Regions from separate parts of the Homo sapiens genome. Here region 2 is linked to region 1. Evidence: chromatin contacts called from ENCODE Hi-C or POLR2A ChIA-PET data. All regions are on one chromosome and are shown on one strand. Each heading gives the region's core, a stretch centred on a gene start or an enhancer-like site at or near the end of the contact. The rest is flanking DNA. Distances are from core to core; before and after follow the strand shown. Region 1 overlaps AKAP10 (A-kinase anchoring protein 10). Region 2 overlaps AKAP10 (A-kinase anchoring protein 10).

Region 1 (5,109 bases), core at 2,566-5,065:
CCAGAGACCTTGCCTAGTATATAGAATTGGCAGGTATTTACAAATTTTGTAAAAATTATCTCTCCCGCCAAACTTCTACCAGTACTCTAACCAAAAAGCTTTCTATTTCTGGGTTTATTACAATTGCTAAAAGCGGTTATAATCTTCATTATTCTTTGGAAGGATCTGAGAAGCATGAAAAGGCACTGGCCCAGGCCTGAGTTCTAATGGTGATCATCTCACAAGCCAGGGACTTCTCCCCTTCCTGGGCCTCAGTAACTGCTTGTTATAAAAACAAGGGGTGTCTTTTAGCTCCATTAGGTTAGGATACCATTTTGAGAGAATACACATGACGACTTAAGTGAAGTTTACTAAAGAAAAATTATTCTCCAGAAATCAGCAGTACTTTGCAGACATGCTGAGAATACATAATCATTAGGCATTAGGGCAGTATGGCAGTATTTTAGCCAAACTCCTTTCACGTAATTAAAAAAACTCACTTCAGACTGGTTTCAAAAAATCAAAAAACAGACCGGGTACCATGGCTTACGCCTGTAATCCCAGCACTTTGGGAGGCCGAGACAGGGTGATCACCTGAGGTTGGGAGTTCGAGACCAGCCTGACCAACATGGAGAAACCCCGTCTCTACTAAAAATACAAAATTAGCCAGGTGTGGTGGCGCATGCCTGTAATCCCAGTTACTCAGGAGGCTGAGGCAGCAGAATCACTTGAACCTGGGAGGTGGAGGTTGTGGTGAGCCGAGATCGTGCCATTGCACTCCAGCCTGGGCAACAAGAGCGAAACTCCATCTCAAAAAAAAAAAATCAAAAATCATTATAAGGATAACTGACAGATTAATGTAGTCCAATGCAAGGATGCAGGAATAGATGCAGAAACCAAGGATGTCTTCAGGGTTATCAAGGTACCTGCTATCTCAGGCCCACATGCTTCTGTTTGTCCATGCAGTGCTGGCTCCTGATTTTGTAAGTGCCACATCCAAGCACCATTCCAGATGGTGAACAGTATCTCTCCTTCCCCATGCAAAATTCTTTTTTTTTTTTTTTTGAGAAAGAGTCTTGCTCTGGAGTGCAGTGGCACGATCTTGGCTTACTGCAACCTCTGCCTCCCCGGTTCAAGCATTTCTCCCTGCCTCAGCCTCCCCAGGTGCCCGCCACCACACCTGGCTAATTTTTGTATTTTTTTTAGTAAGAGACAGGGTTTCGCCATATTGGCCGGACTGGTCTTGAACTCCTGACCTCAGGTAATCCGCCCACTTTGGTCTCCCAAAGTGCTGGGACTACAGGCATGTGCCACCGCACCCGGCCAAAATTCTTTTTTTTTTTGAGACGGAGTCTCACTCTGTCGCCCAGACTGTAGTGCAGTGGCACGATCTTGGCTTACTGCAAGCTCCGCCTCCTGGGTTCACATCCTTCCTCTGCCTCAGCCTCCCTAGTAGCTGGGACTACAGGTGCCCACCACCACACCCGGCTAATGTTTTGTATTTTTAGTAGAGACAGGGTTTCACCATGTTAGCCAGGACAATCTCGATCTCCTGACCTCGTGATCTGCCTGCCTTGGCCTCCCAAAGTGCTGGGATTACAGGCGTGAACCACTGCGCCTGGCCAAATTCTTTTTTTTTTGAGACAGAGTCTTGCTCTGTTGCCCAGGCTGGAGTGCAGAGATGTGATCTTGGCTCACTGCAATCTCTGCTTCCTGGGTTCAAGTGATTCTCCTGCCCCAGCCTCCCGAGGAGCTAGGATTATAGGTGCCCATCACCACATCTGGCTAACTTTTGTCTTTTTAGTAGAGATGGAGTTTCACCATGTTGTCCAGGCTGGTCTCGAACTCCTGTCCTCAAGTGATCTGCCCATCTTGGGCCTTCCAAAATGCTGTAATTACAGGCGTGAGCCACTGCACCTAGCCCAAAATTCTTTTTCTTATTTTTATTTTTGGAGACAGAGTCTCCCTCTGTCACCCAGGCTGGAATGCAGTGACACGGTCTCGGCTCATTGCACAACCTCCGCCTCCAGGTTCAAGCGATTCCCCTGTCTCAGCCACCCACGTAGCTGGGATTACAGGCGTGCGCCACCATGCCCAGCTAATTTTTGTATTTTTAGTAAAGACAGGGTTTCACCATGTTGGCCAGGCTGGCCTCGAACCCCTGACCTCAAGTGATCCGCCTGTCTCGGCCTCCCAAAGTGTTGCAATTACAGGCATGAGCCACCGTGCCCGGCCCCAAAATTCTTAACATTAAGAACTGTCTTGGGCCTGTCTGGATCAGGAGTTCAACCCAGGTCCAATCAACTGGTGTGTGGGCAAGAGGGAGGAGAGGGCGAGAGAAAAGGTCACTGTGTAGAAACATAAACCCCACTCCTGAAGTCAGGCAGGTACCCAAACACTGTCACTGGAGAGAGGTCAGTCACTTCATCAGGTGCTTAGCTCTCAGTACTTAAATAAAACAGCAAAGAAGTTTGTACTTTGTTACAATTCAGAATGACCTTCCCCTCCAAATTCCTACTGAACTAGTCAAACCTCCAGTACTGTAAACTACTTACATTTCGAAAAGCTCTACTGAATGTTGAAATCCAAGTAGAAAAAGTTATAAAAAGTTACTCCCTGTTTTATTGCTGTTCACTGGATTTGGCTGACATTTGCTTTTTACTTTCATCAAATCTTACCGAATGATGAAGACACATCAAGTTACAAAGGTACCACTTTCTCTCTAATATCTTTTCTTTTTAAACAATTTGTGTCAATGTCAACAACATGATAAAGATGAAGGGTGTTCAACTGATTATTTGAACCCATAAAAACTCCACCAGGGAATCTTATTTTGTGGGCACAATGCACAGAGCCTGGAACATGGTGGGTGCTCAATGTTGGAGGAATCAAATTCCAACTTTAAAATGAGTACAAGGACCTACTTTAGATCAAATATTAAATCTGGCTAATAATTTCGGGCCACACTCCGCTTCTGTGTCTCAAAGCAGGTGGGGCAGAAAAAAGTAGCCGAGTCTCAAATTTGCTGCTATTCTCTTTATAAGCAGTTTACAACTACTTGGCATCTCTAGCTCAGAAGCACAAAATGTATATACAAAGAAATGATTAGAATTTATCTTAACTGAAAGCACTAGTTTAAACAGCCTAGAGTCTTGTAGAAATTGTTATTCCAAAACATGCAGAGGCAGCAAGAGTTGCCCAAAACCACATTTTATTCTATAACCTTTATATTGCTTTTCTGTTAAAGATTGAAGCAATGTGAAGTGGATGGAAATATTTTGTTAAAAGAACAAAATGAATTAATCACAGCATAGATGACTAATAAAAACCTTGGGTTTATGCCATACACTTCAAACACAAGGCAAAGTCCAGTAGTGGCTCATGTTCTGGGTTTTTAGAAAGCAAATGAAAATATTTGGAAAGATCAATATATTTCAACAGAAGAGCCATAAATGCCCTGAAAGCAGAAAGTTGACACAATTTTAAATAGAATTCATATATATATATTTTAAAATCAAACACAATTAAATATAATATGGTTTAAGTACATGAATACTTCAGCTTTAAAAGAATAACAGAGGTGGTACATAGTACCAAAAACTTACACAAAGCCTTTTTGCTTCTTCTGTCGATGAAACAGTGTGCCTCTATACAATCAAATATTGCAATGGAATAAATTCTCTGTTCATTCAAGACTTTCTCAAGGACAAAAGTGATTAATAATTATATATTTATACATATATATATATATTTTTTTTTTTGCAAAGTCTGAGCAAAAGCAGTAACATCTAAGAGAACTTTCTTTCCTCTCAATCATGTGCATTGAGGAAGCGCTGGCGCCACGTGGTCAATGGAGTGTGCTCACCAACTGGGCAGTCCTGCTGATGGCTGTGTGATCCCGATGCAGAAGCCAACTGAGCAGAAGTGCAGTGAGTGAGTCTCTTACTATCCTAAAGAAAGGAGAAGAAAGACGACCAACTGCACACTTTCCAGCTCACAGCAAAGAATGGGGGAGGCAGTCAAAGTCAAATGTTTCTCTCTCCCCAGTCATCCTGCTCACCTTATTTAAAAAAAAAAAAAGTATAATTTGGGAAGAACTGCTTTGTTCAAGGTGCCACAGGGGCAAAAGTGGAGTCATCGCTATTTCTTTCTTTCTTTCCACATGTATTCTGAAGGGAAAGTTAAGTAACTGGAGTGCAGAATTCCAAAGGGGCAAATCCTAATGCTCAAAGTAAACCAGATTCACACCCTTCTGTTAGCAGGGGAGAGAATGGTTTTAAGTATAGTGCATCTCAGGAGGAGGAATTAAAATGTGAAAACTATATACTGCCATCAGAGGAAGGAGGAAGTCACTGAAACTTGACCCATGACTTGTCAGTTTCCTTCCAAATTAATGCCGCTGTCAAGAAGACTGCATAATTAACTCTCACCCTGTTCCGCTGAAGCTGCTAGCACCACGCTGCCACTCAAAGCTGCCTGGCTCTCGGTGGGGCTGACTCACCTGCTTTGGAAGGACAAAGCAAACCACCTCTGGCACCTGCTTTACAATGCTGATTAGGGATGAGTTACCACTACGAGTGTGCATCAAGTATCAGTTCTATGCTTATCTGCTTCCCAGAGGATGTGGTCCCTGTCTATTCCAGTAGGCTAAAACACTCTCATAAATGGGTTATTGCCATTGGAAAACTAATAATTTTCTAGTAATGTAAACAATACCATTTTGTATCTTTAAGACTCTCACTGTGTGAACATCATGTGCATCAATTATGCCTACAGGTAACTGCATTATGGTGGAAGTCTAGGATTGTCTCCCATTCTCTCCTGGAAACAACAGTGACAGATCAGAAATATAGTGCTGTTTTCATTGGCTGTGTTGAAGAATCCAACCAAGGGAAAAAAGTTCTCTTATTTTTCACAAGCAGATTTCCTTTATCTCAAGTTTTGAGTCATAACTGAAAAAAGAAAAGAAAAGAAAATGGTAAGGTGCATTTCTCTAACAAGTGACCTATTATTACAAATTAAGGATGGACACCAACACTTAGTGTTTACTATATACCAGAGTTTAAGACAGCCAGAAGCTGACTACAATTTTGTGAGGTAAAATATTGTAATTTTCCTTGTTAAAATATG
Region 2 (5,376 bases), core at 185-2,684, 43 kb after region 1:
GGTAGACATCCAGGGTGCCCAGGGACGTCAGGCCCACTGAGAAGTGGGATGAAGCCCTGAGACGGAGAGGCCACCACTGAGACACCTGTCTGGCCATCCAGTTGCCCACTGGTCGTGAGACTCTTGGGCTGCAGCCCTGATGCCTAGAGACTTTGGTACCGGCTTTTAGCCTCACTGGACTTCCAACCCCAGAAGTTTCTGTCCCGCCCACTTCGTGCACTGGTGCGGGGCTGCCGGCCAGTCCATCCGGTGGTCTGTGCCGGTTAGCGTAGCCGCCCGCCGGCCCGGCTGCTCAGCAGCGGGCAGGCCTGAGCACCCGCTACACTGCAGCCCATCTGGCCCAGGCAAAGACCCTCGCACCGAATGCAGCCGAGAAACTTTTAAAGTGAGCTATAATCCGATATAAAAAATACTCAGAAAACAAATTAGGAAGGGAACTGCTAAATTCCATGTTAAGAAAAAATTATCTTAGTCAATAACGAAAATTGTCAGTTCTGTGCATTTTTTGTCATTTTTTTTTTGCCATAGTTTCAAGCACTGCTTACCTATGATGTCATTTCTCATTGCTTCTGTAATTGGTATTGGTTTAGCAGCATCTGGAGATATATATTTGGTAAAAGTATTCACTGCATCTTGTTCTATACCTGCAAGGGAAGAAGAGAACTTCAAAAACCAAAAAGCAACTTGGACTCCAGTAATGAATTATATTCATGAATAGCAGGGCTTAGATCACTGTGAGTTCCTATTGCAAAATAAACTTCCATCACAAAGGTGCTTTTTCATTGTTTGGTTTGTGGAAGAGGAGAGTTACATGGGGGTGTTCAAAGCTATGGAAAATGCATATGATGAAAAAACTATGCATGAATTTCAAAGTACTTTTACACCAAAATAAACTCATATTAACCTGTTATAACGTATCTGAACAGGATCTACTCTGAGGCACTAAGAAGGAGAAAACATCAGTTTGAAGACAGCCCCTATTGGAGCAACATGAATTCTGCTAAAATGGAAGAATAAACATCAAATTTATGGTGAAGCTTGTGTGGATGAAAGATAAAATTATTGATGCTTTACCAAAAGTTTATGGGGACAATGCCTCAAAGGACAGAGTGAGACTCCGTCTCAAAAAAAAAAAAAAAGTCAAGTATTAATAATTATGACAGAAACCACCAAAGGCGGGTGTTAAAGTGTTATTTTCCTAATGTGCTTGCTAAAGGGAAAACAGCAAATTAATATAGAGAATATCATCCGTTGATTTGATATGAAATCCTAATAAGTATGTCAAGATGAAATAAGCACACTCTTCTGTCTCTCCCATGGAATGCAACTCAAAACAATGGACAAATGCATCCAAGGACTTGGAAGCAGGTGGACTGAGAAAAGTAATCAGAACTTGCAGTACCTCCGTACTCCTGACAAGTTTGTCCAGCACCTCCTGGCCTGGACTCAAAAGCTGAAACTGCACACCAGATGCACAAAGAAGAAGTTCCAAGACAGGCCCTCTATTTCTGGTCTGAGGAACAGGAAAGGGGGCTCTCACGGATCAAAGAGAGTGGAGGAAATCCCCTGGGTTGTTTTGTTTTGTTCCTTTCTCTCCTTCGACTCCCAGGCAGCATCAGAGCAGCCACAGCAGCAATGACAGCAGCTCCAAGAATCCTACTTTCTGACAAGAGAAACTGCAGTCCCAAGAAGAAGAAGTCGTGGCCACAGAGGTTGACATAGCTACAGGAAGTGTGCTGAAGTATAGGGAATCTAAAGCCCTGACTTTCTAGCCAGACAACAGGAAAGGGATAAAGGGAGGTTCTTAGAAGGCAGAACGTGTCAGGGACATCACAGAAAAGAAGGAGCCCATGAAAACGTCGAGTTGTATGTGCACTCCCGGGGCCACTCGTGAGCTGGGTGTGCATGGCCCTGCTTCTAAAAGTGTACAAAGGCTTTGGGACCTGACCATTGGCCAGGTCCCAGACTGGACACAGAAAGGCACATAAGCAGATAAGATACAAAACTGAACTGATGATGGAACCAGAGCCGACAGAATGCTGCTTAGAATTTGTGGACTGAACCTAACTAGGTCAACTGCTTGTTAAAGCAAAAACTTCAATATTTTCCACAGGATTTAAACAAGATTCAGAATCATGTAACGTAAGTCAAACTGTCCAAGATACAATCCAAAATTAATTGTCATATAAAGAACCAGAAAATCCCATTATCTCACAAGAGAAAAGACAATCAAGAGGACACATATGCTGGGATGATAAAACAAATTTTAAGTAGCTACTAAAACCATGCTCTAAGAAATAAGATCACTCCTGAAACAAATAAGAGTTTCAGGAGCAAAGTATAAGACATACACAAAAAAAGAAAATTTTAGAACTAAAAAACATAATAAACAAAATTTAAAATTCACTACAAAGACTCAATAACAGAATGGAAATAACGGGAAAGAACCAGTGAATTTGAAGACAGATGAATAGAAATTTTCGAAGCTGAACAACAGGAAAAAAAAATTTAAAGAAGTAAGGAAAGCCTCAGGAACCTGCCAAACAATAACAAAACTAACATTTGGGTTACTAAAATCCTAGAAGGAAAAGAGAAAAAGTGCAATGTCAAAAAAATATTTAAAGACTTAGCCGGGCGCGGTGGCTCACGCCTGTAATCCCAGCACTTTGGGAGGCTGAGGAGAGCGAATCACAAGGTCAAGAAATCGAGACCATCCTGGCCAACACAGTGAAACCGTCTCTACTAAAAATACAAAAATTAGCTGGGCATGGTGGCGCGCACCTGTAATCCCAGCTACTCAGTAGGCTGAGGCAGGAGAAACACTTGAACCCAGGAGGCGGAGGTTGCAGTGAGCCAAGATCACGCCACTGCACTCCAGCCTGGTAACAGAAAGAGAGACTCTGTCTCAAAAAAAAAAGAGAAAAAAAAAAAAAAACGGTGTTATTAAATCTTTATTACATTTCTTTTCTCTCTCTTTTTTAACCTCATCCCTAGTTCTATTTTTATGGTGGTTAAGTTTTCTACATTCCACTTGAAGTTACAAAATATTAAATGTGAGTACACTGTGAAAAGTATGTATATTGTAATTCCTAGAGAAGCCACTAAAAAGCCTACATAAAAAGATACAATCAAGAACTCAATATATAAATTCTAGAAAAAGGCAGGGCATGGTGGCTCACGCCTGTAATCCCAGCACTTTGGGAGGCCGAGGCAGGTGGATCACTTGAGGTCAAGAGTTCAAGACCAGCCTGGCCAATATGGTGAAACCCTGTCTCTACTAAAAATACAAAAAAATTAGCTGGGTGTAGTGGCACATGCCTGCAGTCCCAGCTACTTGGGAGCTGTGGCAGGAGAATCACTCAAAAAAATAAATAAATAAGTAAGATAAATAAATTTAAGGAAAAATTCAAATAATCCAAAAGAAAGCAAAAAAGGGGCTCTCCCTCGTCTCCCTCTCCCTCTCCCCGGTCTCCCTCTGATGCCACCAAAGTTGTGAAAGCCGAGGCTGGACTGTACTGCCGCCATCTCGGCTCACTGCAACCTCCCTGCCTGATTCTCCTGCCTCAGCCTGCAGAGTGCCTGGGATTGCAGGCGCACGCCGCCACACCTGACTGGTTTTTGCATTTTTTGGTGGAGACGGGGTTTCGCTGTGTTGGCCGGGCTGGTCTCCAGCTCCTGACCGCGAGTGATCTGCCTGCCTCGGCCTCCCGAGGTGCCAGGATTGCAGACGGAGTCTCGCTCACTCAATGCTCAATGTTGCCCAGGCTGGAGTGCAGTGGCGTGATCTCAGCTCCCTACAACCTCCACTTCCCAGCCGCCTGCCTTGGCCTCCCAAAGTGCCGAGATTGCAGCCTCTGCCCGGCCGCCACCCCGTCCGGGAAGTGAGGAGCGTCTCTGCCTAGCCGCCCATCGTCTGGGATGTGAGGAGCCCCTCTGACCGGCCGCCCCGTCTGGGAAGTGAGGAGCACCTCTTCCCGGCTGCCATCCCGTCTAGGAAGTGAGGAGTGTCTCTGCCCGGCAGCCCATCGTCTGAGATGTGGGGACCACCTCTGCCCCGCCGCCCCGTCTGGGATGGGAGGAGCGCCTCTGCCCGGCCGCGACCCCGTCTGGGAACTGAGGAGTGTCTCTGCCCGACCGCCACCCCATCTGGGAGGTGAGGAGCGTCTCTGCCCGGCCGCCCCGTCTGAGAAGTGAGGAGCCCCTCCGCCCGGCAGCCGCCCGGTCTGCGAAGTGAGGAGCCCCTCAGCCCGGCAGCCGCCCCGTCCGGGAGGGAGGTGGGGGGCAGCCCCCGCCCGGCCAGCCGCCCCATCTGGGAGGGAGGTGGGGGGTCAGCCCCCGCCCGGCCAGCCGCCCCGTCCGGGAGGGAGGTGGGGGGTCAGCCCCCGCCCGGCCAGCCGCCCCATCCGGGAGGGAGGTGGGGGGCGCCTCCGCCCGGCCACTGCCCCGTCTGGGAGGTGGGGGGCGCCTCTGCCCGGCTGCCCCATCTGGGAAGTGAGGAGCCCCTCTGCCCAGCTGCCACCCCGTCTGGGAGGTGTACCCAACAGCTCATTGAGAACGGGCCATGATGACGATGGCAGTTTTGTCGAATAGAAAAGGGGGAAATGTGGGGAAAAGAAAGAGAGATCAGATTGTTACTGTGTCTGTGTAGAAAGAAGTAGACATGGGAGACTCCATTTTGTTCTGTACTAAGAAAAATTCTTCTGCCTTGGGATGCTGTTAATCTATAACCTTACCCCCAACCCCCTGCTCTCTGAAACATGTGCTATTACCACTCAGGGTTAAATGGATTAAGGGTGGTGCAAGATGTGCTTTGTTAAACAGATGCTTGAAGGCAGCATGCTCGTTAAGAGTCATCACCACTCCCTAATCTCAAGTACCCAGGGACACAAACACTGCAGAAGGCCGCAGGGTCCTCTGTCTAGGAAAACCAGAGACCTTGTTCACATGTTTATCTGCTGACCTTCCCTCAACTATTGTCCTATGACCCTGCCAAATCCCCCTCTCCAAGAAACACCCAAGAATGATCAACAAATACTAAAAAAAAATAAGAATTAAAAAAAAAAAAAAAGCAAAAAAGGGGAAATCAAAGAGGGAGAAACAGAAAAACATATACTAAACTGGTAATCTAAATCCAAAGATATTAATATTATTATGAGTAATATAATTATATTAATACCAATAATTATATTTACACATTATAAATACCCCAGTGCAACAGTTACATTTAATGTAAATAATTATACTAAAATTTATATTAAAATAATTAAATTTACCAACAAAAACCCTGTATTGTGAGAAAAGATTAAAAATAACATGACTCAGCCGGGTGCAGTGGCTCACGCCTGTAATCCCAGCACTTTGGGAGGCCAAAGCAGG

The links. Hi-C counts contacts between places; a loop is a spot of excess contacts on that map. ChIA-PET counts read pairs that join two places held with the same protein, here RNA polymerase II (POLR2A).
Region 2: a loop to region 1 is called in a map of Caco-2, with 11 times the contacts of the local background. The contact joins two enhancer-like sites. A Hi-C loop is called at or near these places in 2 of 168 maps with a recorded cell type or tissue (Caco-2 and HAP-1) and 1 of 37 single-sample maps with no recorded cell type. POLR2A ChIA-PET finds 5 or more read pairs at or near these places in 6 of 52 experiments (BJ, CD4-positive, alpha-beta T cell, H1 and 3 more).

What each region holds. Positions count from the first base shown.
Region 1 is chr17:19,901,302-19,906,410 of GRCh38, forward strand. It overlaps AKAP10 (A-kinase anchoring protein 10), which reads right to left. Exons shown (of 15, transcript NM_007202.4): 15 at 3,001-4,931. The coding sequence ends at 4,926. Among named protein-coding and RNA genes, the nearest start is that of ULK2, 36 kb to the left of the region's middle. Within about 2 kb of position 3,816, at least 4 of the 41 ENCODE cell types and tissues checked have a DNase peak (open chromatin) inside an H3K27ac peak, as active enhancers do.
Region 2 is chr17:19,946,862-19,952,237 of GRCh38, forward strand. It overlaps AKAP10 (A-kinase anchoring protein 10), which reads right to left. Exons shown (of 15, transcript NM_007202.4): 5 at 546-644. Among named protein-coding and RNA genes, the nearest start is that of AKAP10, 28 kb to the right of the region's middle. Within about 2 kb of position 1,435, at least 2 of the 41 ENCODE cell types and tissues checked have a DNase peak (open chromatin) inside an H3K27ac peak, as active enhancers do.